Regions from separate parts of the Mus musculus genome. Here region 1 is linked to region 2. Evidence: chromatin loops called from intact Hi-C (ENCODE). Cell type or tissue: left cerebral cortex. All regions are shown on one strand. Each heading gives the region's core, and the rest is flanking DNA. Links, peaks and the distances in the headings are about the cores only.

Region 1 (15,589 bases), core at 3,449-11,448, 1.5 Mb before region 2:
TTGCACTAATGCTTCTCAGAAATGTTCTACTCCATTATTCACTAGCAGTGAAGTGTTAAGCTCTGGCCTTACACTAAGTTGTGCTGAAGTGTATGGAATTTTATGAGTCAATTATCAAATGAAGTTACGACCTTCTGTGCTGTTTATTGTTGCATTTGTCTGTGGTGTGCATGTGTGCACTGTGGTCAGAGGATGACACGGGTCCTTCCTTAATTCCTTCCCCTTTGCTACAGGGGCAGATTCTCTCACTGAACCCAGAGCTCACTGACACACAGCCTGCCCCGGGGCCCCCTTTCCAGCTGCACTGCCATGCCTGCCTGGGTTTTATTGGGGTGTTGGGGATCTAACCTCTGGTCCTCAGGCTTGCCTGGCAAGTGCTTCATTCACTGAGCCGTCTCCTCTTCCCTTTTCCCTCTTCCCTTTTTTAAAAAATTAAATTAATTTTATTGATAACTTTTAGATTTTTCAGACATTGTAAACCACTATCAAAAGTGTTTCTGTGATGGGAGAGTTTGATGTAGTGCTCTCTCTACAGTGTGATCTATAAGATTTTGAAATAGCGCAAGGCAGTGGAAGAGACAAGATGACGCCAGAGTTAGTGCTTTGAGGATGGGAAGCAGTGCTCAGCTCAGTCAGCTCCATGTAGCCAGGGCACAGTCCCTTCAGGGCATTACTTTTCCATCTGTGCAAGTATTTTGTCTTTGCATAGCGGAATAATATTTAATAATTCTTTGAGCAGGAATTGATAAAACCTTAAATAAAGACCATAGGTAATGGCGTCTAGAGGAAGCATGTTTGAAGGACGGTGACAGTCGTTTGTTACATTGTCTGCTGATGACATGTGAAGAACATTCGTCTCTGCTGACTGTTGTACACAGCAGTGTGCCTTAAGGAAGTAGCTGCAGTCTCCATTAGTGAACACTGTTTGAAGCTTCGTAGTAAGGCTCTCAGTAGCTTTGAGGCATAAATTACACCTGTTAGGAAATTACATTATATCTGATAACGTTCTCTGATTCCCACTGAGTGGCTCAAAGGATGGATTGATGATGGACAGCAGTTGAGGTTGAGTGGAGGAGAGCACTCATTGTGCTCAGCGGGCTGCTGAGAGGCATGTGCTGTCCAAGGGGAGAAGCTGAGGCTATGGCAGTGCGGGCTTGCGAGGACTTCCTACAATGACTTTATGATCCCAGCACAGATGCTCACAAGCCTCTGTGTAGACTCACCCAGCTTCTCGGCCATTGGCACTCAGCTTTGCCTTGTCCTGGAGGAGCTTTATCGTGTGGAGGGTTTGCTACACCTGTGTGGAAGGACGCCCTCACTGCCTCCACCTGCCTTGGTTGCTGTTCTCTTGCCCTGCTACCCTGGCTGCCGCGATTCCCTTGGAGTTCCCCTCACTTTTCTTCCTTGTAGGGTTACCAGTTTGAGGAGGAGAATCCCTTGCGTGACCACCCTCAGCCTTTTGAAGAAGGGCTGCATCGACTGGAGGAGGGAGACCTGCCCAATGCTGTGTTGCTCTTCGAGGCTGCTGTGCAGCAGGATCCTAAGCACATGGAAGTGAGTGAGGCCTTGTTCTGATGGCTTCTTCCTTTTGTGGAAGGGCCCAGAGAGGCATGCATGTGGGTGTGGTCTCCTGGGGTGGGTGGTGAGTAAGGGAAGGCAGTGGAGGGAGGGGCGGATTTGAACTCAGTGATGGATTGTCAACTTCCCTTTAGGCTTGGCAGTACCTGGGCACCACCCAGGCCGAGAATGAGCAAGAGCTCTTGGCTATCAGTGCCCTGCGGAGGTGAGTGTGCTGCTGCGAGGGCAGGCAGACGTAGCCCTTTGCAAGTAACCTTTAGCCTAATAGAACCAGGTCTTTGTCCTTCTCTCTGGCCACTAGCACACAGATGAACCTGTGAGGTTGTTCCAAGTCGTCGTGGCTCAGAGGAGTGAGTGTGAGAGGCTTGATTCCGATCCATCATCAGCTTGGGTTTATCTGTGGGATCCTGGTTGGTCTTTGGCTGCTGAAACTTTGCCCATCTCAGAGTGGAATTTTTAATATCCAGACCCGAGGTTCCTTTCTATGTAGTGCTGACAGGGCAGAAGTACGGCCTCTATGACTGTGCTTCAAAGCTTGGCCGCACACCCCTGGTGCTGAGGGCTGCAGGTGTCATTTACAGATACTCAGTCTGCTCTTTGTCCCATCAGGTGTCTGGAACTAAAGCCAGATAACCGGACAGCACTGATGGCGCTGGCTGTGAGCTTTACCAATGAGTCCCTGCAGCGCCAGGCCTGTGAGACGTTGAGGGACTGGCTGCGCTACTCACCGGCCTACGCTCATCTGGTGGCTCCTGGGGAAGAAGGGGCGACCGGGGCAGGCCCCAGCAAGCGCATCTTGGGATCTCTGTTGTCTGAGTGAGTGTGGGACATTCCTGGGGTGAGGCCTGTAATGCCAGTCCTAGTAAGAACATGACCTTGGTTTGTCAAGAAGGGGTATGCTGTGATTCAAGAGTGTGACTTGGTCAGTGTGAAGGGGTCAGCATTCTGCCATGCAGTGCTCTGATGAATAAAGCAGGCTGGAAAGTGGATGTGGGTAAAGGAGCTGACTGAAACACCCCTGAAGCGTGGGGATATGGTTGACTTAAGAGATTGGCGGCTAGGAACACAGGTGACCCATTTATTTACCACCTCTGTGCTTTTTCTTCTCCTTACTTAGCTCCCTGTTTCTTGAAGTAAAAGATCTCTTCCTGGCGGCTGTGCGTCTGGACCCTACATCCATTGACCCTGATGTGCAGTGTGGCCTGGGAGTCCTCTTCAACCTGAGCGGGGAGTACGACAAGGCTGTGGACTGTTTCACAGCTGCCCTCAGTGTTCGCCCCAATGTGAGCCGTGGGGAAAGAAGGTGGAAGAGTCATTAGCATGTGGGAGATTGCGTTCCAGCGTGCATGCCAGGAAAGCCTTGGGAAGCCTGGGACAAGGCAGGGTTGCTGGGGAGAGCAGGAGCGTGTGGTACCCCAGGGACCACACTGGGAGCTGCCGAGGGGAAGAGGGTGGGCTAGTAACTACGTTAACCAAACAGTAGCGAAGCAGGTGGAGGAATGGGCAGACGTTGGTCCAAGTTTAGCTCATGTTCCCAGACCTCTCTGTCCCTCTCTGTCTAGGACTATTTGATGTGGAACAAGCTTGGGGCCACCCTGGCCAATGGGAACCAGAGTGAAGAAGCAGTGGCTGCATACCGCCGAGCCCTTGAACTACAGCCTGGGTATATTCGGTCCCGGTATAACCTAGGCATCAGCTGCATCAACCTGGGAGCTCACCGGTGAGTGTGGGTCCTGCTGTAAGCAGCTGAACCTGTTTCTTGGCCTTGGTCTCTGATGTTCTGACCCACCCTCCCTCCCTCCCTCCATCCCTCCCTCCCTCCCTGTGCCCTTCTGCCCTTCTGCCCTTCCTAGTGTTGCTCTGCTCACCGGCTCTCATTCCTCTTCCCTACAGTGAGGCTGTGGAGCACTTTCTGGAGGCTCTGAACATGCAGAGGAAGAGCCGGGGCCCTCGGGGTGAGGGGGGCGCCATGTCTGAGAACATCTGGAGTACCCTGCGCTTGGCGTTATCCATGTTAGGCCAGAGCGATGCCTATGGGGCAGCCGATGCTCGGGATCTGTCTGCCCTCCTAGCTATGTTTGGCCTGCCCCAGTGACAGTGGGATGGGCTGCCCTGTGAGTGTCTGCTTGGAGGGGTCCGCGCTCTGGGTGTGACTCCCTCTCCTCAAACGGGCCTACCAAGGGGGTGGGCTGATGACCACAAGCGGTACGACCTCTCAGGAGCTGCCTCAGAGTAGGGGTGCATAGCTGTGTCTTAGGTCCTACTTAATTGTAGGGATGAGCTGTCTCTGTCCCTTGGTAATTCAAGGGCTGTCTACCCAGCTACAGATCTCTTTCTGTTCATCAGGCCCTTTCTTGGTGCTGCTTCTTGGGTCGGACCCAATGACATAGGGGAGTTGTCATCTGCCGTTTCTGATAGGGTCTGCCACATTTGTAAGTCTCTCCTTGCCCCATCTTCCTGGGAATTGGTAACAGTCCAGCTTCCTTGGGCAGTTGTGTGTAAGAGGCTCCCCTGAGCATCTGTGCGACGCCAGCTGGGATGGATGTTAGGAGCTGCCCTGCTCGCTGAAATGGTGATGCGGCTCCCTAGAGCCGAACTTGGAACAAGTGCTCGCAGCTCGGTCACTCCGGGAGCGAGCATGGATCTTCTGTGGGTGGACACTGAAGCAGCAGATGCTCATGTGGTTACTGTACTGTCCTCAGGGCCAGGGCTTGTCACTGCAGGTGGCCTGGCCTATGGGGGAGGGAGGTTCATTTGTGGAATGAGCCCAGAGATGCGACAGTAGTGATACGGTCAGCACTGCAGTCCTCTCTTCTTGGGAGACTTGGAAGTAGGAACTAAACAAACTCTTGTAGCAACCTGGTTCAGAAGTTGCATTCTTGCCAAATTCCCAACCAAGGGAGGGTTCAGTGTTACCATAAGCCTTCTTGAAACCTTTATAGGGGATATCATTGAAAACCCCCTTCCCCTCGATTACCTCCACAAGGTGAAGATGAAGGGATTCTGAGGGAGCAGCTGGAGACGTCTCCACTGTTTCTGTGTGGGGAGATGCACAGACCCCCATAAATGACTGCTAAGCCTCTTACCTTGTCTTCAGTAGCTAATGATCAGATTTTTTTTTTTTTTAAACTGCCATGGTCCCAAAATCCCATCCTGAAATTTATTTTTCTTTGTATGCATATGTGTAAATGATTTAAAAATAAAACTGTAAAATATTTGTATGAAGAATAAACTGGACTGACGTGGGTAGGTTCCGCTGCTGACGTTGGGGTGGAGGGAGGCAGACTGATGTTCAGATTTCCCCTTCTCTGTCTTCTAGTTTCTCACTGGCGTACGGTTACTTAGCCCTCTCTCCAGGATGACTGGGTGCCAGCGACCTGCTGCAGTTATGTACTGACACTCACTTTTTTCTCCCTCCTCCCTCTCTCCCTTTCTCTTCTTAAATCATTCCTGTTACTGTTACAAAGGGAATTGTGTGTGCTGTATAATCTTGACTCTTTTCTTCTGTGCCATGGATTTACTTCTGCTCTTGACCTAGGCTGTACCTTGCCTGGTTGTACAGGTCCACATGGTTCTGGAGAAGGGGTGTGGGGGGTGCCATTAGCATAGCCTATATGAGTGTCAATGCAATGTGCATTGTGGATTCTATATGGTTGTAGCCAGTGGACCTGCATGGGAGCCACTTTTACTTCCAGGTCTCTGCCTGATTCTCTGTGTCTATTTGCCTGCCTGCTAATTGGCAGATTGCCTTAGCTCTACGAGGCAGAGCTGTAACTGGTAAGCAAGCAGCAGTCTTCCTGCCTTGGTTTCCCTCTCCAGGCTGCTTTTGGTCAGCATTTTATCACAGCAATAGAAAGCAAACTAGAGCAGGAGGTATCTTCTAATATATGCAAATCAACCTTATAGACCAGCACATAAGGAGACTCAAAGACAGAAATCACAAAACCATCTCAGTAGAGGCAGAAAAGACCTCTGACAAGTTCAGCATCCCTTCATGGACAAAGCCTGGGAGACAGTAGCAATAGAAGGAGTTACTTCAGCAAAAGGTGTATCATAGCCAGTGTATGAAATGGGGACATCTTCAGCTGGGGCGTGGTGGCGCACACCTTTAATCTCAGCACTTGGGAGGCAGAGGCAAGCAGATTTCTGAGTTCGAGGCCAGCCTGGTTTACAAAGTGAGTTCCAGGGCAGCCAGGGCTATACAGAGAAACCCTGTCTTGGAAAAAAAAAAAAAAAAAAGAAATGGGAACATCTGAAAATATTTCCTCTAAATGCAGGAAGGAGATAAACATGCCTGCCTCTGTCCTTATTCAGTATAATGCTTGAATTTTACTTAGCTGGGTGACAAAACAAAAGACACAAATAGGAAAGGAGAAGCCCAAATTATCTCTATTTGTATATGACATGATCCTGTACTTAAAACCCTCAAGACCCCACTGGAAAACACCTGATAAACCCTTCCAGCAAGTAACAGAGTGAAAGAAATTCATGGTACCTAGAGAACAAAGCCAAGGAATCCATCTAACCGGGGATGCAGAAGACCTTTAAAATGGAAGTGAAGGAAGAACATAGACAGGAATCACATAGCCATGGCCACTTAATTTTTTTTGACAGAGGTGTCAAAAACATATTGAGAAAAAGCCTTGAGCCTGACATGGTGGCACATGCCTTTAATCTCAGCACTCGGGAGGCAGAGGCAGGTGGATTTCTGAGTTCAAGGCCAGCCTGGTCTACAGAGTGAGTTCCAGGACAGCCAGGGCTACACAGAGAAACCCTGTCTCAAAAACCAAAAAAAAAAAAAAAAAAAAAAAAAAAAAAAAAAAAAAAAAAAAAAGCCTCTTCAGCAAGAGATTCTAGGAAAACAATTTCCACACAGGGAACACCAAGACCAGATCTGTGCCATTTACTCTGCACAACAATGAAGTAAACATGTACGAAGGGGAGAACCTGAAACTTTGAAGCTGCGAGAGGAAAACATACAAAACCCTACAAAATGTAGGCCCAGGCAAGAGCTTTCTTCAAATGATGTATGTAGCACAGGAAGTAATTCTAATACAACTTCTGCCCAACAAAGGAGAGTACCATCTGAAGAGAAAGCCTACCTTTGTCCTCCACGTATCAGAGGATTAATATCCCGAATACATAAAATATCTAACAAAAGCCCAGCACCAGGCATGAGAAACCTGCTTTTGGGTTGTTGGTCAGGAAAGTTGAGAGTTCCCAAACAGGACAGGCTATTGGCGTTGCCCTTGGTTGCCTCCCAGAGGTTGAGCTTCAGACACAGGACTTGGATGGTTCAAGCTGGATCTGAGCTATGTCTTCTATAAGGAGCAGCTTTTGCAGTACCAGAAGGGCTATAGAAGCCACCAGGGAAGGGAAGCAGGTGTCTACCCATGACACTTTTGAACCACAACAATGATCAGTATGGCAAGTTAGCTCTAAAGGGGCAGTAGTGGCACTTATGTCTGGGTGATAACCAACAACTGTCTAATTGGACTAAAAGTCTGCTTAACAGGATGGAAATCATGCCTAGTACTTGAGATTTACCCAACTACCCAGGGCTAGTGAGGTCATGGAGTTTAGAGGAGAACCTCTGACCACCTTTACCAGACCAGCACGATTCCTATCTACACTCCAAATGTTCATCCTTATACATGGGTAAGTGTAGCTCTTACTCTTCTCATTACAGCAGATGGAGACCATTATAGAAAACCAGTCAACACAGAGAACAACTGATCACGAGTGTCAGCCCCAGTGGATAAATCTAAAACATTTTTTCCCCCCTGGCACCTAAGGCTCAGGGAACATGGAGGAAGATGTGAAGTCAGCTGTAAGGTAGTGTCTCCTAGTGATAGCACAATATGGCTGCCTAAACAAGACCCAAACAATGGCTAAGACCAATGCACGGACTAACATGGAAAAGGGAAACCTCAAGAGGCTCCTACTCCTAGACGAAGAACTATAGGCAACTAAGGACTCCCGAGAGAGTTTGTCTTTCCCAGGCATGAGGCCCTAATTGGTTATACAGTACCAAAGTAGTCAGCCTTGACATCGTGTATATACAAACTATCCCACACAGACCCAGCAGGTTGTTTTATATTTATGTGCGCACACACCCACTTCCCAATAAAAGAGGCCATGAATTTGAGAGGCAGGAGGGGTTATAAGATGTACTGAAGAGAGGAAAGGGTGAAATGATGTTATCATATTTGAACTAAAACAAAACAAAGAATACATGAGAAACTACAGTAATTAAACCAAAGCAAGGCATCCAATCAATGAACACACCAAGGTACCGAATGGACAGTTCTCAAAAGAAAAATGCCTGACGTCCTCAACACGGAGGAACATGCAAAATTAAATAGCTTTGAGACTTGTTTTTTTGTTTTTCTGTTTTTAATTTTTCCACAATCACAGACAATCATGCCACACAGAAACAAAAGCATTTACATTTCGTCCTGCCGAATCCTGCATCCATCACTTTCATTTGAACTCCAGCACAAAGTCAAACATCAGAGTCTGTCCTTGCTTGCCTGGAACAGCACTTCTAATTCTTCATAAGTATAAGTGGCCGTTGCTGCAATTTTTGTAAAGCCCTTTATATTAACTTCCAGGAGCAGCTGTTTCCTCATTCTGAAAGAGCTTTCTTTTGGAAAAAAAAATCATGGCTGTTACATTAAAAAAATGAATAGGTGTGGATTATTTCTTCATAAATCTTCAGATAAATTGATACAATTAACTATTTTAGTATTAAATCTAAAGTTATCTTGAGGTTTTAAGTAATATTGAATACCAATAAACAAATTATTGCTAATAACCCAGGTTTATCAGAGACAAGGATTCTTGAAGTTTTACTCAAATTGTGATTAGGTAAATTAGTTTATATTTTTATTAATTATTAAAACATTTTAGAATGACATTAGTTATTTGAACTTTAAATTTCAAGCCCAATTATTTAGACATACTTTGTTAGCACATACACACATGTATGGCAAAGTTACTAGCCACTTACCTTATCTCTATTTTGAGGTTTAATGAGGACAAAGGTTTTAAGATAAATAACTTTCCATTAGTAACAATGTATTTGAAAAGGATTTTGATCTAGAGCCTTTTGTATTTATTATTTCTCTTCAGACTTTTCACTACTAATAACCATTAGCTTATTGTATTTATATGTATTATCTTCTTATATACAGCAGAGACCCTGAGATCATGAAAGACACCAAAGCAAGATTTCCTTTGTTCTTGTCTAAAACCCTTTGAAGCAGATAAGGTGTTTCATTAGTGTATAAGGATGTTTAATTTTAAAAGTGTGAAAGTGTGTGTGTGTGTGCGCGTGAGAGAGAGAGAGAGAGAGAGAGAGAGAGAGAGAGAGAGAGAGAGAGAGAGAGAGAGAGAGAGAGAGATGGGGGGGAGACACAGACACCCTTGGGTGTCGGCCATTGTTTTCTGCCTTGTTTGACACAGAGGTTTCTGTTGCTTTTGGAGCTGTTTCCATCCCTCTGGAGACTCCAGGGTCTGCAGGGATTATTGCCACGTTCACACTGAGTCACACTTCATATGGGCTCTGGGGATCTGAACTCAGGCTATCAGGTGTGTGCTGCAAGTAGTTTTACACACTGAGCCATCTCCTCACCCCAAAGATGTTTACTTGTGATGACAACATTGACTTAGATACACTCATGTCTAAGTGTGTATTTCTTGTCAGTGCAGCATTTGCTTTAAACCAAAGAACGTTTACTATTCTTTAATCTTTTTTTAAAGGCCAGTTGTTATCCTTGTCCTGGTCCATCCTTCGACCAGTCCCCATCCCACTTCTTCTCTCTCCTAAGTAGGATTCAAGCATCCTCACGTGGGCCCCTTGGCCTGTCAACCCTGAGTTCTGTGGATTGTATCTTGGGTATTCTGTATTTTTTTGGGCTACTATCCACTTATTAGTGAATACATACCATGCATGTCCTTTTGGGCCTGAGATACCTCACTCAGGATGATATTTTCTAGTTCCATTCATTTGCTCACAAAACTCTTGATGTCCTTGTCCTTAATAGGTGAATAGTATTCCATTGTGTAAATTAACCATGTTTTCTGTATCCATTATTCCACTGAGGGCCATCTGGGTTGTTTCCAGCTTCCGGCTATAACAGATAAAGCTGCTATGAACATAGTGAAGCATGTGCCCCCATGCCATGGTGGGGCATCTTCTGTACATGCTCAAGAGTGGCACAGCTAGGTTTCTAGGTAGATCCATCTCCAATTTTCTGAGGAACCTCCAGACCAACTTCCAGAGTGGTTGTAACAGTTTGCAATCCCACCAGCAATGGAAGAGCATCCCTCTTTCTCCATATCCTCAACAACATGTGCTGTCACCTGAGTTTTCGATCCCAGCCAGTCTGAATGGTATAAAGTGGAATCCTAGGGTCGCCTTGGTCTTCATTTCCCTGATCACTAAGGACTTTGAACATTTCCTCAAGTGCTTCTCAGCCACTTGAGATTCCTCTGTTAAATCTCTGTTCCGCTCTATACCCCATTTTCTGATTGGGTTGCTTGGCCTTTTGGTGGCTAGTTTCTTGAGTTCTTCATATTAGCTCTCTATTGGATGTGGGGTTAGTGACTTTTCCCCAATCTGTAGGTTGCTGATTTGTCCTATTGACTATGTCCTTTGCCGTTCAGAAGATTTTCAGTTTCATGAGGTCCCATTTATCTGTTCTTTATCTTAGAGTGGGAGCCATTGGATTTCTGCTTAGGAAATTTACCCCCATGCCAATGAGTTCAAAGCTCTTTCCCACCTTCTCCTCTATTAGACTCACTGTGTCTGGTTTTATGTTGAGGTCCCTGATCCACTTTGGGCAAGGTGACAAATATGGATCAATTTTTCACTTCTGTACAAAGACTGCCAACTAGACCAACATGACCCATTGAAGATGGTTTCCTTTCTCCACTGTATATTTTTGGCTTCTTTGTCAAAGATCAAATGTCTGCAAGTGTGTGGGTTTATTTTTGAGTTTTTAACTCCATTCCATTGATCAACCTGCCTGTCTCTGTAGCAGTACATGAAGCTCCCATCACTATTGCTCTGTGGTACAGCTTGAGGTCAGGCATGGTGACCCCCCCAGAAGATCTTTTAGTGTTGAGAATAGTTTTCGCTATCCTGTAATTTTTTTTTTTTTGTTATTCTAGATGAGTTTGAGAATTGCTCTTTTTTTTTTCATTGATTTTATTTTTTATTTTTAACATATATAAGAAACAAATGTAATAAACCAAATACATGGACAAAAATACAAGAATCATATGATCATCTTAATGGAAGCAAAAAAAAAGTATTTGATAAGATTCAACATGCATTCTGTTTTTTTGTTTGTTTGTTTGGTTTTTGTTTTTGTTTTTGTTTTTTTTCGAGGCAGGGTTTCTCTGTGTAACCCTGGTTGTCCTGGAACTCACTTTGTAGACCAGGCTGGCCTTGAACTCAGAAATCTGCCTGCCTCTGCCTCCCAAGTGCTGGGATTAAAGCCGTACACTACTGCGTAGCATTCTTAATAAAAGCCTTAGAACAAGTAGGACTGTAGGAAACATATTCCAACATAATAAAGGTTATGTATTACAAACTCATGGCCAATATCATCCTAAATGAATAAAACAATTAATAAGCCCCATTAAAATCAGGAATGGGATAGAACTGCGCACTATCCCTGCTGCTCATCCATAATGTGATTGAAGCAGTAGCTGGAACAATAAGGCAAGAGAAGGGATACAAATGGGAAAATATTAAGTCAAATTATTTTCAATTGAAGATTATATTCTTATACCCAATGTTCCCAAAATTTGACTAGAAAGATTGTAGAAATTTTCAATAATTTCAGCAAAGTGTTATGATACATAATTGACTTACAAAATTTACCAGTCTTAATACATATGAATAACAAACATGCTGAGAAAGAGATCATGGACAAACTCCTCTTCCCAGTTTCTTGAATAAAATAAAATATTTAGAATATACATAACAAAAAGATTAATAACCCTCCTCAATGAAAACTTTGAATGTGTGAAGAGATTAAGAAACATACTAGAATTTGAAGTCCTCTCAAGTGTATAGCTTGGTAGAATGCTAATGTTACCAAGGTGAAAAAAGACCCTCCTACCAAAACAATTTACTGATTCAATGAAAACACAATCAACATCCTCATCTCTTTCTTCACATAATAGAAAGAAAATTCTCAATTTGGTATGGAACAACAAAAGACCCAGAATAGCCAATTAGTACTAGATAAGTGTTTATTTCTATGCATTCTGCTCATTTTAAGTGCTAAGTGCATCTGTCTATGACCCCAACTTTTATACATCTGTTTCTATTGAGTAGATTTTGTTCAATATAAGAATGGCTACTCCAGCTTGTTTCTTGGGATGGGACCATTTGTTTGGAAAATTGTTTTCCAGCCTTTTACTCTGAGGTAGTGTTTGTCGTTGTCACTGAAGTGTGTTTCCTGTATGCAGCAAAATGCTGGGTCCTAATTATGTATCCAGTCTGTTAGTCTATGTCTTTTTATTGGGGAGTTGAGTCCATTGAGGTTAAGAGATATTAAGGAAAAGTGATTGTAACTCCCTGTTATTTTTGTTGTTAGAGGTGGAATTATGCTAGTGTGGCTATCTTCTTTTGGGTTTGTTGAAAGATTACTTTCTTGCCTTTTCTATGGTATAGTTTCCCGGATCCTTGTGTTGGTGTTTTCCATCTATTATTTTTTGTAGGGCTGGATTTGTGAAAAGATATTGTGTACATTTGGTTTTGTCATGGAATGTCTTGTTTTATCTGTCTATGGTAATTGAGAGTTTTGCTGGGTATAGTAGCCTGGGCTGGCATTTGTGTTCTCTTAGGGTCTGTATAACATCTGCCCAGGATCTCCTGGATTTCATTGTCTCTGGTGAGAAGTCTGGTGTCGTTCTGATAGGTCTGCCTTTATATGTTAATTGACCTTTTTCCCTTACTGCTTTTAATAGTCTTTCTTTGTTTAGTGCATTTGGGTGTTTTGATTATTATGTGACGGGAGGAATATCTTTTCTGGTCCAGTGTATTTGGAGTTCTGTAGGCTTCTTGTATGTTGATGGGCATCTCTTTCTTTAGGTTTGGGAAGTTTTCTTCTATAATTTTGTATAAGATATTTACTTGCCCTTTAAGTTGGGAATCTTCACTCTCTTCTATACCTATTATCTTCTATACCTTAGGTTTGGTCTTCTCATGGTGTCCTGGATTTCCTGGATGTTTTGGGTTAGGAGCTTTTGCTTTTTGCATTTTCCTTGACTGTTGTGTCAATGTTTTCTATAGTATCATCTGCACCTACGATTCTCACTTCTATCTCTTCTATTCTGTTGGTGATGCTTGCATCTATGACTCTTTTTAAAAATATTTATTTATTTATTTATTATATGTAAGTACACTGTAGCTGTCTTCAGACACTCCAGAAGGGAGCATCAGATTTCATTACAGGTGGTTGTGAGCCACCATGTGGTTGCTGAGATTTGAACTCAGGACCTTTGGAAGAGTAGTCGGTGCTCTTAACCACTGAGCCATCTCAACAGCCCGCATCTATGACTCTTGATCTCTTTCCTAGCTTTCTAACTCCAGGATTGTCTCCCTATGTGATTTCTTTGTTGTTTTTATTTCCATTTTCAGATCTTGGATGGTTTTGTTCATTTCCTTTGCCTGTTTGAATGTGTTTTCTTGTAATTCTTTAAGAAATTTTTGTGTTTCCTCTTTAAGGGCTTCTACCTGTTTGGCTGTGTTCTCCTGTATTTCTTTAAGGGAGTTGTTATATTCTTCTTAATGTCCTCTATCATCATGAGAAGTGATTTTAGACCTGAATCTTGCTTTTCAGGTGTGATGGTGTATCCAGGACTTGCTATGGTTGGATAATTGGGTACTGATGATGCCAAGTAACCTTGGTTTTTGTTGCTTATGTTCTTACACTTGCCTCCCACCATCTGGTTCTTGCTAGTGCTACCTGTCCTCCCTATATCTGACTGGAGCCCGTCCTTCCTTTGATCCTGGTTGTGTCAGAACTCCTCAGAGTCCAGCTATCTTTGTGATCCTGTGATTCTGGGATCCTGTGATCCTGAGATCCTGGGTGTGTTAGAGCTCCTGGGAGTAAAGCTGCCTCTGGGACCCTGAGATTCTGGTGTGAACAAGCCCCTGTGATCCTGTGATCCTGTGATCCTGGGTCTGCCCAGGGCTCCGGCCCAGACCTGAAGGAAGCTGTGCCAGTGGAGTTCCTGCATCCCTGGATTTCACTGGTCCCAGTTACTCCAGGTGGTGTTGGGACAGATGTTGTGTCCTCCTCACCTCTGATCCTATGATCCTGGGTGTTTTAGGGCCATTGTGAATAGAGCTTCCTCTGGGTATTGTGGGACTGGCTGCTGAGTTCGGGCCCAAGGTCTGCTCAGGGCTCTGACCCAGACCAGAAGGAGAGAATTTCTCTTTCTATCTCTATGAATAAATGAGTTGGGATTTTGATGGGGATTGCATTAAATCTGTAGATTGCTTTTGGTAAGATGGCCATTTTTACTATGTTAATCCTGCTGATTCATGAGCATGGGAGGTCTTTCCATCTTCTGATGTCTTCTTCAATTTCCTTCTTCAGAAACTTGAAGTTCTTTTCATACAGATCCTTCACTTGCTTAGTTAGAGTCACACCAAGATAGTTTACATTATTTGTGACTATTGTGAAGGGTGTCATTTTCCTAATTTCTTTCTCATTTCATCCTTTTAGTAGAGAAAGGCTACTGGTTTGTTAGAAATAATTCTATATCCTGTCACTTTGCCGAAGTTGTTTATCAGCTGTAGGAGTTCTCTGGTGGAATTTTTGGGGTTGCTTATATAGATTATCATATCATCTGCAAATAGTGATATCTTGATTTCTTTTTTGCCAATTTGTATTCCCTTGATCTCCTTTTGTTGTCTTATTGCTCTAGTTAGAACTTTGAGTACTATATTGGACAGATATGGGAAGAGTGGGCACCCTTGTCTTGTCCCTGTTTTAATGGGATTGCTTCAAGTATCTCTCCATTTAATTTAATATTGGCTGTTGATTTGCTGTATATTGCTTTTATTATGTTTAGGTATGGGTCTTGAATTTCTGAACCCTCCAATACTTCTAACATGAAGGGGTGTTGTATTTTGTCAAATGTCTTTCTCAGTATCTAATGAGATGATCGTGTGGTTTTTTTTCTCCGTGTGTTTGTTTATATAGTGGATTATGTTAATGGATTTTTGTATATTGAACCAATCTTGCATCTCATCGCTGGGATGAAGCCTACATAATCATGGTGAGTGGTTGTTTTGATGTGTTCTTGGATTGGGTTTGTGAGAATTTTATTGAGTAGTTTTGCATAGATATTAATAAGGAAATTGGCCTGAAGTTCTCTTTTTTTTTTTGCTGGGTCCTTGTATAGTTTAGGTATCAGAGTAATTGTGGCTTCACAGAATGAATTAGGTGGTGTTCCTTCTGTTTCTGTTTTATGGAATAGTTTAAGGAGTATTGGTATTAGCTCTTCTTTGAAGGTCTGGTAGAATTCTTCACTAAAGCCACCTGGCCCTGGGCTTTTGTTTTTGGTTGGGAGGTTTCTAATGACTTCTTCTATTTCCTTAGGGGATATGGGTCTGTTTAGATAGTTTACTTGCTCTTGATTTAACAGTATGTGGTATCTGTCTAGAAAATCCTCCATTTCATCTAGAGTTTCCAGTTGTGTTGAGTATAGGCTTTTGTAGGATCTGATGATTTTTTAAAAATTTCCTCAGTTTCTGTTGTTAATCTCTCTCTTTTCATATCTGATTTTGTTAATTTGGATACTGTCTCTGGGCCCTTTAGTTAGTTTGACTAGGGGTTTAATCTATCTTGTTGATTCTTTCAAAGAACCAACTTTTGGTTTTTGTTAATTCTTTGTATTGTTCTCTTTGTTTCTATTTGGTTGATTTCCTGCCTTCTACTCATCTTGGGTGAGTTTGCTTCTTTTTGTTCTAGAGTTT
Region 2 (15,589 bases), core at 4,080-12,079:
GAAATCACACACTTACCCCAATACTCAATTTGATGGTCTGTCCTTCCTTGAAGCCTAAATCCAACTTGGGACGATTATCCATTTCCTGTGATTCTTTGGAAATCTCAGTTTCCTGCTTTACCCACCTTTGGGGAAATAAGAATTTAATCTCAGCTTGCAATTACCTGAAACAGAGTCTGACCCAAATCTGATTATCTCACACTCAGATGAACTGAAATTCCAGAAAGCAGAGTGAGGGATCCATAAACATGAGAGAGAAAATGAGAAAACTATCCAAAGTTCCAGACTGAGAAGCCATAAAGTGTGTGGGAGACACACCCTCTCGAGAGTTCTTAGCCCTGTGCCTGAGAACGGCCCCAGAGGAGCTGTGTTAGTTACTACGTCCTTGCTGGCCATCTCTGGGCTTTGGACTTCAGAGTCCTAAAGGATAAAGACCCACACTGTCCTAGAGATGGGAAGTGATGTGGTACTGGGTGCTGGTCACTACAGCTGTGCCAAACTCACATGCAAGCATGGAACATATCAGCTGGTGCGTGACAGGAATGGCGCACGGCTGCCTGTGAACAGTTGCTCCTGCTGTGGGCCACCCTCCCCCATCTTTTTAAAACCAAGAGCAAATTCCCCATGGGTTTAACCAGGCATCAACACAAACTGCTGCACAAGGATCTAAAATACCTTACGGGCTGTATGGAAAGATGAGACCAGGTACAAAGGTAAGGAAAAAGTACAGAACAGAATACTATGTAAACACCCACTCAGGCAGCACCCAATAATTATGCACCCTGAAAACCAAGAGCAAGCTTCACTCACTTGAAGTGATCTTGCAGGGAAACATTAAAGTCGAAGGCATCTCCCCGATCCGTGAAGCCGATGCCAATAAACGCGCTGCGCCCTGTGAGGAGGAGGGATCTCAGAAAGCATGCTCCCTGGGACGACTTCTGCCTATCAGAGCTATGTGTCAGACGAGACGCATAAGATCTGCTTAGCATCCTCTCACAGGCCGGCAGTCAGCAGATAGCATGCAACCGATTGGCCAACTCTTCCCAAAGCACAAGTCTGACAATGAAGTTCCACTGAAATAGAGCCACACCAACTGTAGTGGCTGTGGCTACTTCACTCTGCAGCCAGCAAGCTCAGAGCTGCAGTCACAACTTGGCCTATGCTGAAATATTTATAGTCCTTGGTTACCAACCTATTAAAAACTACAAAGAGGCGGGCATGGTGGTACACAACCGTAAGCCCAGCAGAAGCAGGCCCATCTCTGAGTTCAAGGCCAGCCTAATTAGCATATATTGTATCAGCCAGGTACATAGTAAGATTCCATCTTAATAAAATAAAATGAAGAAATGGCTGAAAAATGCTGCCCTAGAAATTATAATTCAAGACAATTCCATCAAAACCCAAAATACCATGCTCTCTTTTGTTAAATAAGCATTTTGATTAACTTAACAAAATGAGCATAAGCTCAAATCTATAAAATATTAATCCTTTCCCTTCAATTGCATCATAGTAACGCTGAAGAAGAGGAAAGAAAGTCATAAGAGGGAGAGAAGCATAATGAGGACACGATTTCATTAGGGTACAACCTAGTTCCCTAACTTTACCCCACCAAAAAGCCCAGATTTCTTACCGGTTCCATCCTGGATCCTGATCACAAAGTAGCGGCTGGAGTCTGTCACAGTCTCCACAGCAATCCCAGGATACTGTTCTACGGGGGCCTGAGCAAAGAGCTCCCCTAACAGTAAGAAAAAGGCATCTCTGAGCAGCAGCAGAAAAGCTAACTCCAGCTAGCCGGCATTTCTCCACGCCAGTCCTTAGCTGAGGAGACTTACAAAGCCACGCTACCCAGCATCCACCACACCTGAGGAGCTGCACTGACCTGAAACTTTGTCTTCCAGTTTGATGTAGGCAATCTTCCCTTTTGAAGTGATTCGCAGGCGACCAGTCCAATCAGGTTGGTCTAGCTTCCAGTCAGATGCCCTATGAAAGGAAAACAGCAAGCCTGAGGCCTCAGGTACACTCCATGAGCAGTTGTTTGTTTTGGGTTGGGTTGGTTTGGTTTTGCTTTTTTGAGACAGGATTTTTCTACGTAGCCTTGGCTGTGCTGGAATGCACTCCGTAAACAAGGCTGGCCTTGAACTCAGAGGTCCACCTGCCTCTGCCTCCTGGTGCTGGGATTTCAGTAGCTACATTTTCCCATGCTAGAAAGCCTACCCTTTCTGCCTATTAAATAGTCAAGAAAAATAACTCAAGCTCTTTAAACTGAATCCTCGTGTTCTCAGGTTACATGCTGTCTAGTACAGGTAACAAGCAATGTTTCCTTTGTGCCACTTTCAAGCTTAGTAAGTACCAATAGAGATATGCAAAGCAGGTACAAATAAAAACTGCCAGACAGACAGGCGGTGGTGGTGCATACCTTTGACCCCAGCACGCAGGAGGTGGATCTCTGAGTTTGAGGACAGCCTGGTCAACAGAGTGAGTTCCAGGGCAGCCAGGGAAACTCTGACTAAGGATAGGCAGGAAGACCCAAAACTAAATTTCTTGAGAATTGTGATGAAGTTATGTGACACAGACTTACCTAGTATACAATCCCTAACATCAGAGAAAAAAATAATAAAACTAAGCTGGGTTCCACTGTGCACACCTTTGATACCGCACTGAAGAAGCAGACGCAGGCACACCTCTGATTCAGTCAACTACTGTACATAGTAAGCCCATTTCAAAAGCCAAAATTCTAAAACTGTACTTCCTCCTACAGTGGTTCTCTCCTACCTAGAAGGAGTTACTTAATGACGCTTCACTACTCAGGGAACAGCAAAGTCCATCTGCGGCTCCTGATCACTAGCTATGGATTATCACTCACTGACTCCAGCCAGTATTCACACGGTACTGAGGAAATGGCAGGCACTACTCTAGATGCTTGGGCTGTAACAGCAAACAAACCACTCTTCCCCTCTGAAAGTTTACGTCTCAACAGAAGGAAACATACACAATAGCGGTACCTTAGGTTATTAGGTTAAGGTGAGAGGGAAATACAGAGGCAGATAAGAAATCGAGGAGGACAGTGGGGGGGGACAGGTTACAGGGTTCAAGGGTAACCAGGAAGCTGAGGGCAAAGCTCAGTGGTCAGAGCTTGTTTAGCAAGCACCAAGCCCTAGGGTTCTCTCTCTCTCTCTCTCTCTCTCTCTCTCTCTCTCTCTCTCACACACACACACACACACACACACACACACACACACACAAAAGGAGGAGGAGTCAAGGTAGGCCTCACCAAGAATGTGAACGTTAGGCAAAAATGTAGAGCAAACGGTAGCACAAAGGTTGTGAAGACAACCACCTGCTTTTAGACTGGATCTGAGGCCTGCTCCATAGGAAGGAATCCAGGCCAGAAGCTCAGGAGAAGGACGTGGTGGCAGTTTCCTTTGGGTGCCTGAGAGGACCGTGCTCTCTGCACAGTGCGAACAAAGGTGCTGAGGTGAGAGAATGCTTGCTGCCCGGGTCTAAGCACGAGGAAGCTGCTGTTCTTGCAAGAAGCCAAAATGGCTCAGCGGTTAAGAGCACTGACTACTCTTCCCAAGATCCTGAGTTCAAATCCCAGCAACCACATGGTGGCTCACACCCATCTGTAATGAGATCTGACGCCCTCTGCTCGAGTGTCTGAAGACAGCTACAGTGTACTCACATAATAAATAAATAAATCTTACACACAGACACACACACAAAGAAGCCAGCTGGGAAGCAAAAGAAAGGCAGACTACATAGGCCCTTGCAAGCCGTCCAAAGCCTGGCCATTCCTAACTAAGTGAAAACTGGCTAGGCCAGGTTTTAGACAGGTCTGCAACTCAGTCGTCCCTGTACTTTACAGCCATGACTTTGTCTGCTGTGAGGAAGAGATGGAGGGCTGTGATGGCAGAAGCAGGGCACTTAGTTAAGAACCATTCAGTGAGTCATGAGAGGGGCTCGGTGGAGACAGGAGCACAAGTGACTAGCAAGATTGTGGATTCTAGAGTAAAGGCAGCAGGATTTTCTAATGAGGTGTGGGCCAGGAGCAACAAGCTACCAACGACTAAACTAAGGAAAGCATGTTGTGGGCACTACCTGGGAGGATGGAGTTGAATTCTGAATATGCTGAATTTCAGGTGTCTAATAGGTGTTTCCAAGGGAAGGTGAAGAGCAGACAGCTGAGAGCGTAAGGACAGGCTTCAGGAAAAACATCTAAAATGCAAACACTACTTCATCTCTTATGAACCTGAAGACTTCAAAGTGTGGTGGTGCGCATGCCTAAAATCCTTTGGAAGTTAAAAGCCGGATCAGAGGGAGAGGGAGGCTTGCCTCAACTACAACATTAAGGCCCTGCCTCAAAACAAAAAACAAAAACAAACAAACAAAAAAACTACCAATACTTGCCAGGAAGAAAAGTAAAAAGAAAAAGTCTAACAAGATACTACGGTAAAAGAAAATCAAGCAAAAACATAGGTTTTTTTGTCTCTGCACTGTTTGGGATCAAACCCAGGCCCTTGAGTGTGCTAGCTGAGCCCCTACCACTTAGCCCACAGCCCCAGCCGAGCTTCTCAACAGGACTGTAAGATAAATGCTTTCATCTCCTCTCGTGATGTTCTGCCTTCAGAGACTATAAGTACCTGAATCTAATCCAGAGTAGATCATTCTACACGTCCTCAGGAATTAACATTTTTAAAAAATGTGCTTGCTTGCTTATTTATTTATTTGGGGGGTGGGGGGTACATGTAAGCCATAATACACACGTGGAAATCAAATGAAAACTTATGGGCAGGTAGATATCTCATCATTTTTATCTTGTGTATGTAGTGTCCTTAAATAAACAAATTTTCAATAAATGATACATGGCAGCAGTTTCCTTCATCCTTGATCCTTAATCCCTCTCCAAAACCAAGTCTAAAGAATTCTTGAATTTGCTGGTCTCCAAACAACACTAAAACCTAACCTCACTGGCCAGGTGTGGTAGTGAAAACATTGAGTCCCAACAGTTGGGCAGCACATCTCCAGGAGTTTGGAGCCACGGGGCTCTACTGTGAGACCCTGTGTAAACATGCATAAAACCTCACACGTTTTCATTTACCTAACCAGGTGAATGTATCTTGCATGCTAAGAATCAATGTTTATTTCTGAAGATGAGAAGATTAAAGTTCAAGAAGTGACTTTCCTACAAAATAAAAGGTTAAACGTATTTGCTTTTATGTTATTAGGGGGAAGGGCAAAGGTTTTCTTTTCTTTTCTTTTTTTTTATTTATGCATGTGTACACAGGTGATTGTCAAGGCCAGACAGTATCAGATCCCCTGGAACTGGGGTTACAGCAGTTTTGAACCTCCCACTGTATGTGCTGAGAATGGAACCTAGGCCCTCTACAAAGAGCAGCAGTGCTCTTAACCATTGAGCCACCTCTGCAGTCCAGTTCTTGTTTCAGAGGTTCAGATAGAGCCTCCTGTAGCCAAGGATAGCCTTACACTCCTGATCCGCATATACCTCCATCTCTCACGTGCTGAGATCAGAGGTATGTGTCACCACTCGCAGCTGCAAACTTCATTTTTTACTTTTCAGTCACTATTCTGAAAGAGTGAGTAACGACAGGATGCCCCTTGGATAGTAAGAAATATCAAAATAAGCATAGGAAACAAAAAAATTAAGAAACTGCTTTAATGGGATGCTGCAGTGACCTGATAAGAGGATAAAGGGTATGAAATAAATGAGACTGTAGACAGAGGCGGGGAGGCTTGAAGTCAAAGAAAAACAGAAGACTTCAATGTACCTTAGCCCCTAGAGAGACTCCTTTACTTAGCAGTTCAGCCATTGCTAGCTTATGTGATTGGGTTAGTTGGATAATCCAATATCTTCTTTTTAAATGTATTATCCATGTATGTATATGTGTGTGAGCCATGCCCTAACACATATGTGGCAGGCAGAAGACAATGTGTAAAGTCACATGGATTTGGGAGATCAGATGCTGGTTTTTCAGCCCTCACAGTAAGCACTTTACCTGAGATGGGCTCCAATTTCTTTTTCCAGTGAGCATTTGCTGAGTGCCTACTAGGTGCAAGACACTATGCTGGTCCTTCCAGTCCCCACAGATACAGTTTAACAAGACTTCAGGCTATTCATTCCACCCTGGAGCTCAGAAGACTGGACAGTAAAGCAGAGATAGAGATGAACATAAAGTGCTATGGAAGTCCGCAGAGAGCTGGCCTGAACCAAAGACTCAGGTAGAGCAATGTGTAAGCTAAATCATAACGTGGTACCTGTGACTACCATCATGCTGAGTTTCAGTCATGGTCAATGTGAGATCTGAGTGGCAACTCCTTTACCAAAAGATATACAACTCGTAGGGCCCACTGCACAGGTCTGTACAAAACAACTCATCAATGATGAATGACCCTCTGGTTAGGAAGCAAAATGGAGATGTGGAGAAGGTAACTTTCCAGCAAGAGAAAAACCATGAAGGTATGTAGGTCAGAAAAGGGATACTACTAGTACTGTATTTTTATAACGATTTAGTTACCCTATACTCTTTTATTTAACTCTCAAAAAAAAACCTGTGAAGGGGTTGGGGAAATGGCTCAGTAGTTAAGAACACTTGTTGCTCCTGCAGAAGACAGGGGTTCAGTTGCCAGCACCCAGATGATGGTTCACCAACATCAGTGACTCCAGTTCCTGGAGATCTGATGTCTCACAACATCACTCTGACCTCTGTGAGCACAAGGCATACCCACTCATACAGACAGACAAAACACCCATACACATACCTCTAAAACAAATAAAAACCTGTGAGGTACACAAGACGTGCACAGTCTTCTCACGCTACTTCTCCTGTTTTACAAATGAGAACCCTTAAGGCCTGGGGAAGAAAAACATTGATTGGCTCATAAATTACACAGCTATTTAGTGTCGAGGGCTCAGACCTAAAGAGTTTTCAACACAAATCCCAGCGAATTCTCTTTGAACTCCTTAACATCCTACAACAGCCCAAAACCTCAATCACTGGATTACAAGGTTGTCAGGCCTTACAAGAGGAAAAAAAAAAAAAAAAAAAAAAAAAATGCTGCACTGACTCTGGGAAAGCTCTAAGAGAGGTGACTGGATTGATAGGAAGGCAGAAATCCCTACATAATCAATGTGTGGGGGGGAGGGGTACACACACACAAACAAAATGAAAACACGCAATAGCTCATCACTGGAATACAAGATCTTAACGTGTGCCTACTGCGCCCCCCCCCCCCAAAAAAAAAAAAAAACTAAAGGATGATGACACTTGGCGAGAATGACAACAGTATCAATTAAAATAGATCATCTAAACAGTGGACAGCAAAACTACCATTCCGGACAAGTGTCAGGCGGGATCAGAAGCGCGGGGGGAGGGGGGGGAGCGTGCCGTGTGCGTGTGCGGACGCGCGCGTGGAGGATTACAAGCCAAAGGTCGCAGCAAGAGTAACAGATGGAGCAGGCATGAATGGATTGCGGATGACGAGGAGCAGACGATGTCTCAGGGGGAGGGATGGGGAGGAGAGGTGGAAAGACGCATGACGGCAGGAAGAAAAGAAAACAAAATCAGAGTTCCAGCAAAACAGAAAAGTAGACGGAGCCGCCGGCAGCCCGGGTGGCAGGCTAACTACGGCGGCAGCGGCTCGAGCCGATGGCTGCTGCCCAAGGACACAACCGTCACCCCGGCGGGCGCCGGCTGCAAATCCCCCTGGGTACCTGTAACCGCGGTTGGAGGCCCGCGGCGGAATCCGGTAGACGCTGACGTCGGGCTTCACACACAGCACGGACTCATATTCCAGCTCTGCCGCCATCTTGGCTCCGCTAGCGCCGCGGGGGCGGGGCACGGGTGGGGGCGGGCTGAGACGCCGACGGCTTCCTTCGCGTCACTTCCGCTCGGGTACAGCTTCGAGGTTAACCTCTAGGCGGCGCAAAACCTGTTACAATCTGGAAACGCTGATGCGCCTGGCTCGCCATCTTGAGTAACGGCAAAGACAGGCTCAGTGGTAGAGCACTTGCCTGCCAAGGCCTCGGGTTGGGCTCTTTCCCCAGCGAAAAATTAAAAATAAGAATTCAGTTCTCTTTTACCTACCTTCAAACGGTAACCAGAAAAAAAAAAAAAAAAAGTCACTGAATATACGAAAACAAAACAGAGGTTGGACAAAATGAATCTCTGCTTTCTCATTCTGTTCTCATAAGCAAGTGTCCAATGCATAATCTATTAAGTGCTACCATGGGGTTGTTTTGTTTTTTTGCAATTTTGTAGGTTTTGTTGGTGACTTCTCCATATTAAAATGACTGATTACAGTGCTAAATGCTATCTAGCATCCCTCAGCATGAGTAGCCCAGCTGGCTACACATCACGATGAGTACTAAACAGCTCTATCCACAAATATGTTCTTTGTGCACTCGCAAATAAATGTAAGCTTACAACAGTGTAACTTAGAAATGTTTTAGATGGCACTGACTTCAAGTGGCAAAACCAAGTCTGATCTTATCTTGTCCCCCCCAAAACACCAGTAGCAGCCTCTTTCATTGCATTCTATCGACTGGTTGACTTTTACTTCTGATTGGTCTGCTTTGCCTAGCAAAGCCAGTTCAACAAGAATTAGACTTTAGGGTTGGTGAGATGGCTCAGTGGGTAAGAGCACCTGACTGCTCTTCCAAAGGTCTGGAGTTCAAATCCCAGCAACCACATGGTGGCTCACAACCATCCATAACGAGATCTGACTCCCTCTTCTGGAGTGTTTGAAGACAGCTACAGTGTACTTACATATAACCAATAAATAAATCTTTAAAAAAAAAAAAAAAAAAGAATTAGACTTTAATTGGCTGGTAAGGATGTAGAGACTGGCTACGGTTGCCAGGACTATAAATTGATCCAACGCTGCTTTGAAGGGACATTTAGCAGAACTCTCCAAATATTAAGTGGGTGTAGCCTTTAACAGTTCCACTAGCTTTTTGTTTGTTCATGTCTGTTTATTTGGAGACAGAGTTTCAATGTAGTCCAGGCTGGCCCTCATCTCATTATGTACTAAAGAATGACTTTGAACTTGTAATCCTCCTGCCACCATAGTACTGGAATTACAGGCATGTGTCACCACACTCTTTTCTTTTCTTTTTTTCAGTGTTTTGGATCACATCCAGGGTTTTGTGAGAACTAGGCAAGCATTCTATCAATTTAGCTACATCCCCAACCAAAAACTTTTTTTTCTATCATATACTTCTCCAACACATGTTATAAAGAGAATACATACACTGTGGATGGAGACATAAAAAAGAAAACAGACAGAAAAAATGGTCTTTTACTGGTTTCCTATTTCTAAACCTATGATCTCAACGGAAGCCTCGGTCATGTTACTATACCGCATTGAACTCTTTCGTTTCCTCTTTCTGGATCAGCAGTGCTGACAATCCCTTACTGAGGCCCCAGCCCCTGGTTCACCTTTCAAGTGCTATGTATTTTTTTCTCCCCAAATCTGGTCATCCTAGAGACTTCTGGTTTCACATAGTTAACTCTCCCTAATCTTACACTCCTTCTTGCCACATGTAAGGTATGATATACGATAACCACCTGCAGCTTACTCCAAGAATTTGTAGTTTGTTTAGTATTTTAAAACCAACAAACATAATACGGGATATTAGCAAAATAATGAGGAAATACACACTGGCCTCTTCTACACGTGCAGCACACCATTTTCCATGGTCTTACAGTGTCCTCTCTGATTTAGATGGCCATATTATCCTAATTTTCCTGGTGGTGGTTTGTTTGTGGCAGCATCCCATTCTCTTGGCCAGGCTTCTCCTGTTTCTGCTTCCTAAGTGCTATTACAGGTGCAAGCACACTCACCTCCATATTTAGTTCTACTTCTGAACATGTATGTCCACATATGTTTCTCACTTACTCCTTAGTAAGATCTTGAAGTCTAATTTAAATATCACTGTCTCTGGGATTTGTTCCTCATCTTCTGTTTGCTTGCTTGTTTCTTTTTAATGTACGAGTGCTTGTCTATGGGTACCACAGAGACCAGAGGAAAGCACTGGATTTCCTCAAGGTGGAGTTACAGATGATGATGCTTAGAACCAAACCCAGGTTATGTGGCATGGCTTGGCTCTTCCCTTCTTTCCTCCTTTATTCCCCTTTGAGCATCAGCTGAGGTTCTACAGCTCCCCTGGTCGGATGTTTTTCTTTTAAACCAATAATACCGTCCTGTGCTTCCATCTGAGTCAGCCCTTAAATTCTTATATTATGAGGTACCCTAAAGGAGTTCCCAGTTGCCCCCGTATCACTGGTCTTCAGCACAATTTCTAGTATATCGTAAGAACTGTAGATATATTTGTATTATATTATCATTACGACCTGGTTAGCATTTGTTCAAATCTCAATCAAAATAATTAATAATGCCTTGACTGTGACATTAATCCCAGCACCCAGGAAGCCCAGGCCAGCAGAACTTGATGAGTTTAAGGCCGGCCTGGGCTATGTAGTGAACACCTGCCTGATTGGGGAATGGGGGGATGTTAGGGTGCCTTAACTAGAATTCACTTCTACCCACCACTGGAGGACAAGTAGCTTACATAGCTCACAGGTTCAGATTAGCTGCTGAAAAAAAAAAATCTCTCTTCTGTGTGACTTCCCACGTGTATGTGATTTAGCCACGTTGTAGGAAAACACTTTTCTTGGAAATGATGTCACCTTGCCCATTTCAAACTGTGATTACTTTTAATGCAATGTAACCATGAAAATGAGTCACATATTTATTTACTTTTTCAATCATCTTTACCCACACATAAAAAGTTATTTTTAACAAGTTTATAAATTCTGCCTTACACCTTTGTCCAGAACAACATTATCAATGGTATTTATTAGGGTATAATATCCCTAACTCTTGAGGCTGGAGAGATGGCTAAGCAGTTAAGAGCTACTTTTCCAGATAGACCCAGGTTCAATTCCCACCACCCACATGGCAGTTCACAGCTGTCTGTAACCCAATTCCAGGGGATCCAACACCCTCACACAGACACACATGCAGGCAAAACACCAAAGCTCATAAGATAAAAATAAACCATTTTTAATAAACTGGCCTCACACAGGATTCTCAGAGATCCATCTGCCTCTGCTTCCTGATTGCTGGGATCAAAGGCATGTGCCACCACACCTGACTTGTCTCATAATTTTTGAAGTAATATTTTTCACCACATGGCACTATACCATCTGGGCAGCACACAAGATGCTAGTTACAGAATCGTGTACATAAACTTTTCATGTAAAATAAGCCAAAAGTTATTTCTCAAGTATAAAAAGTGTAGAGTCTTTTTCCAAGGTGTTGTCGGATCCTCTGAAGTTGGCAGTCACATTAACCAACACAACATTCTATGTGTAGACTTAGCTACACATAGAAAACTTAGAAGGGGACACACAGCCAGCGTCTGTAACCAATTGGGAAACGCATTTGAAAAGAGACCATGAAAACGAAACTTAACTCCTCTTTAAGCATGTCTGCACAGGATCTTTACGGTATACATGTACTAGATGTATAATTCAAAATACTTTTAGTAGAAACCTGGACCTGCAAGATGGATGAGTGGATACCTCACCTGCCATGCAAGTCCAATGACCTAAGTTCGACCCTTAGAGCCCACAGTAGACAGCTGCAGACAATGACAGCCAGCCCTGTGCTTCACAGCACAGCCGAAACAAGAGAGACCCTGCCTCAAAAAGGTAGAAAGAGAGAAGCAACTCTTGAAAGCTGTCCTTTGACCTTCCCACACAGGTCATCTCACACACACACACACACTAAAATTAAACAAATGAACAATTCAACAAGTACATGTAGGAAACATGACATCAGCCCTAGCATAGGTCCATGTAATGTAAATTAAACAGTGGAGAGTGTCACCCATTGACCTAAGTGTAGCCACTCTTACTCCTTACACACGAATATTGTGCTGTAGTTACTGAGTCAGGTTAAACTAGCCCAGCCTGCAACTCTCAGTTGATAATCTCTAAATCTGAGGAGTAATTTGTTTGTTTGCTATTCTCAACATCCTGAGCAGCACATGGGACCTGACAAGTATTTAGCCAGGAGCTCAAAATGACTTTGAGTCCCAGTCCTTTGAGTCAAACCCATCTTTGCCTATGTGGAGAAAACGAGATCAGGTCATTAAAAAGCCGAAGACTCGGTCTCAGTTGGGGACACTGGCTTAAAGTTGAAAATGAGAAGTTAGGATTCCGTTTCCTGACGATTTCAGGGAAACCTGTCCTCTTGCTCTGCTGCAGCGACTGCAAAGGATGATTCAGACCCAGGAGGCTTGAGGCTGTGATTCACCCTCAAAGAATCCCCATAACAAAAATGTGAGGCATGTCTCAAGCGCTAGCTGCAATTAGAAGAGTAAGGCACTAAGCCTAGCGTTTGCTTTTCACACCAACTGTAGCCATTCCTTACTATGCCATGAAACTGGTGGAGTCGGAGTAAGGGTGCGTCATTAAGAAAATATGTCTTTCCAGAGTAATGCTTGCTGCGTGAACAGTCTTGCGCGCTGTGGTTCAGAGCTTTGATTATCAGGAAAATTCTTTTAAATGTTCTTACTACATTTATTTATGCGTGTGTGTGCCCACATGCGTATGTGTGTTCTGGGCCTTACGTTCAGAGGTCAGAGGATAACTTGCGGGGAATTACTTCTTTCATTTCTCCATGTGGGTTCTGGGAATCAAACTCAATTTGTCAGACTTGGCAGCAAGTGCCCTTACGCACTGAGCTATCATGCCAGTCCTACAATAGAGTTTCTTTAAAGGTATCTGTTAAACAGAGGTTTTGAGACAAAGGCTAAGATGTTGTGGACCAGGAGGCCCCCACCCTTCTCTTCCAGACAGGAGCTCCCATTTGCAAAAGCCCACTGAGATAGGCCTCAAAAACCACTCAGGCAATACCCCAGCAGGCTCCAGGTACACAATGATATGCAGACAGCCCAGATGCCAGTGTAGTTGTTATCCCAGGGGCCAGCCTCCATCTTCACCTGGCAGCAGAACCAGGCAAAGTCATCCATATGGTACTGGCTTGAGAGCATGAAAAACCGCACGATTTGGGGGCTTGTGAAGACTCGCTTCACAGTTTCAGAGTAGCTGAGGCCAGACAATGAGTAGGAGGGTCAGAGTCTGTGCAGGCAGAACTAAGGGGACATTTTGAAAGACAAGTTCTCTATGTAGCCTGGAAACCACTGTGTAGCCCAGGCTGGCCTTGAGTTCACAGGGATTCTTCCTCCTGACTCTGCCTCCTAAGTGCAGGATTAAAGTTGTGTGCCACCACACCCGGCTCCACTAAAATGTCTAATTTATGATGATGCTAATGCTTTTGGGGGTTTTTTGTTTGCTTTTTTATTTAATGATTTTAATTTTTGAACAGTTTTATTCATCAATTTGTGCTACCACTTGGTTTCACTATAATTGTATAGAACACTAAACTGTTAACACTTGTTTTGTTTTGTTTTGCTTTGTTTTGTTTTGTTTTGTTTTGTTTTGTTTTGTTTTGTTTTTCAAGACAGGGTTTCTCTGTATAGCTCTGACTGTCCTGGAACTCACTTTGTAGACCAGTCTGGCCTCGAACTCAGAAATCCGCCTGCCTCTGCCTCCCAAGTGCTGGGATTAAAGGCGTATGCCACCACGCCCGGCTAAACAGTTAACACTTTGGGAAGGAAAGAGATAAACTTTCTAATATGCATCCTTAAGGGATATGGGTTTTAACTAAACCCCATTAGTCACTGATTTTACTAAAAGGATGCAATTAACTTTGGGGAAAATAACAGTCCACGAAATACTGACTACAAGATAATGATTTTGAATTAATAATCAACTTGTTTGATTAATTTTAACATTCATAAGTAACATAAACTGTGTGCCTACATACTGGCTGTTTTCAGCAATTCACATGTATTTATTAATTTATTCCTAATAATCCTATGGTGTACATAATAAGTATCTGCTGAATCTATCATTATCCATTCTGGATATTTGGAACCACTGGAGATATTCCAGAGAGGTGTTTAATATGAGGACTTGGTTACAAAAGGCACACAAAGTCTACAAGAATAAGAAGGGAGAATGGTATTTTCAAAGCATCAGTAGCTGCTTCTTTAGAATTGGAAGCGGAGAGTGGGGTGGGGGCAGTAAACCTGGAATGGGCGAGCATAACCTTGTGTTGGAGACCTGCTGCCCCTCAGCAGGGATCTGGGAGCTACTGGCCAGCTGCTGAAGAAGCAGTAATTCTGCTGGAGCCCACAGTTGCCACCAGGTGTCACTTCACTGTAGGCGCCCACAGAAGTGCCCGCTGAAGTCTGTTTATTTTTTAGTCTTTGTATCTTTATTCATTCATAGTGTATTTCTTTTTATTTTTTCAAATTATTTTATTTTACATTGTGTGTGTGTTGCATGCATGTATGTCTATGCACCAGTGCATGCCTGGTACCCAAAGGTCAGAAGAAAGCATCTGATGCCCATGGAACTGGAATACAGAAGGCTTTGAGATGCCATGTGGGTTCTGGGAAGTAAACCTGGGTTCTCTGGAAGAACAGCCAGTGCTCTTAACTTCTAAGCCATCTTTCCAGTCCCTGTTATGTATTTCTTCTTTTGGGGGGGGGGTAATTTATTTCATTTACATTTCAAATGCTATCCCAAAAGTCCCCCACACGCTCCCCCACCCACTCCCCCACCCACCCACTCCCACTTCTCTGCCCTGGCGTTCCCCTGTACTGAGGCATATAAAGTTTGCAAGACCAATGGGCCTCTCTATGCAGTGATGGCCGATTCATATGCAGCTAGAAACACGAACTGGGCGGGGGTGGGGGGGAGCATACTGGTTAGTTCATATTGTTGTTCCACCTATAGGAGTGCAGATCCCTTTAGCTCCTCCATTGGGGGCCCTGTGGTCCATTCAATAGCTGACTGTGAGCATCCACTTCTGTGTTTGCTAGGCCCTGGCATAGTCTCACAAGAGACAGCTCTATCTGGGTCCTTTCAGCAAAATCTTGCTAGTGTATGCAATGGTGTCAGCGTTTGGAAGCTGATTATGGGATGGATCCCCGGATATGGCAGTCTCTAGATGGTCCATCCTTTCGTCTCAGCTCCAAACTTTGTCTCTGTAACTCCTTCCATGGGTGTTTTGTTCCCAATTCTAAGAAGGGGCAAAGTGTCCACACTTTGGTCTTTGTTCTTCTTGAGTTTCATGCGTTTAGCAAATTGTATCTTATATCTTGGGTATTCTAAGTTTCTGGGCTAATATCCACTTATCAGTGAGTACATATTGTGTGAGTTCCTTTGTGATTGGGTTACCTCACTCAGGATGATGCCCTCCAGGTCCATCCATTTGCCTAGGAATTTCATAAATTCATTCTTTTTAATAGCTGAGTAGTACTCCATTGTGTAAATGTACCACTTTTTCTGTATCCATTCCTCTGTTGAGGGGCATCTGGGTTCTTTCCAGCTTCTGGCTATTATAAATAAGGCTGCTATGAACATAGTGGAGCATGTGACCTTCTTACCGGTTGGAACATCTTCTGGATATATGCCCAGGAGAGGTATTGCTG

What was found. Hi-C counts contacts between places; a loop is a spot of excess contacts. Peaks named below come from ENCODE experiments on the same cell type or tissue, not always from the same donor. Only the 100,000 strongest peaks of a DNase experiment are listed, where the experiment ranks them.
Region 1: a loop joins it to region 2, with 2.6 times the contacts of the local background. A loop is called at or near these places in 8 of 42 quality-filtered maps.

The regions. Positions count from the first base shown.
Region 1 is chr6:124,386,053-124,401,641 of GRCm38, reverse strand. It overlaps Pex5 (peroxisomal biogenesis factor 5), which reads left to right. Exons shown (of 16, transcript NM_001277805.1): 11 at 1,411-1,554; 12 at 1,713-1,783; 13 at 2,188-2,394; 14 at 2,696-2,861; 15 at 3,141-3,298; 16 at 3,472-4,826. The coding sequence ends at 3,673. Among named protein-coding and RNA genes, the nearest start is that of Pex5, 21 kb to the left of the region's middle. In left cerebral cortex, for the core only: no CTCF peak of the experiment used is centred there; no DNase peak of the experiment used is centred there.
Region 2 is chr6:122,866,804-122,882,392 of GRCm38, reverse strand. It overlaps Necap1 (NECAP endocytosis associated 1), which reads right to left and starts at 7,836. Exons shown (of 8, transcript NM_026267.3): 1 at 7,730-7,836; 2 at 1,880-1,980; 3 at 1,631-1,735; 4 at 811-892; 5 at 17-125. The coding sequence starts at 7,824. In left cerebral cortex, for the core only: a CTCF peak has its summit at 7,941; DNase peaks (open chromatin) are centred at 7,561, 7,911 and 9,375; H3K4me3 peaks cover 1,763 bases; H3K27ac peaks cover 1,279 bases.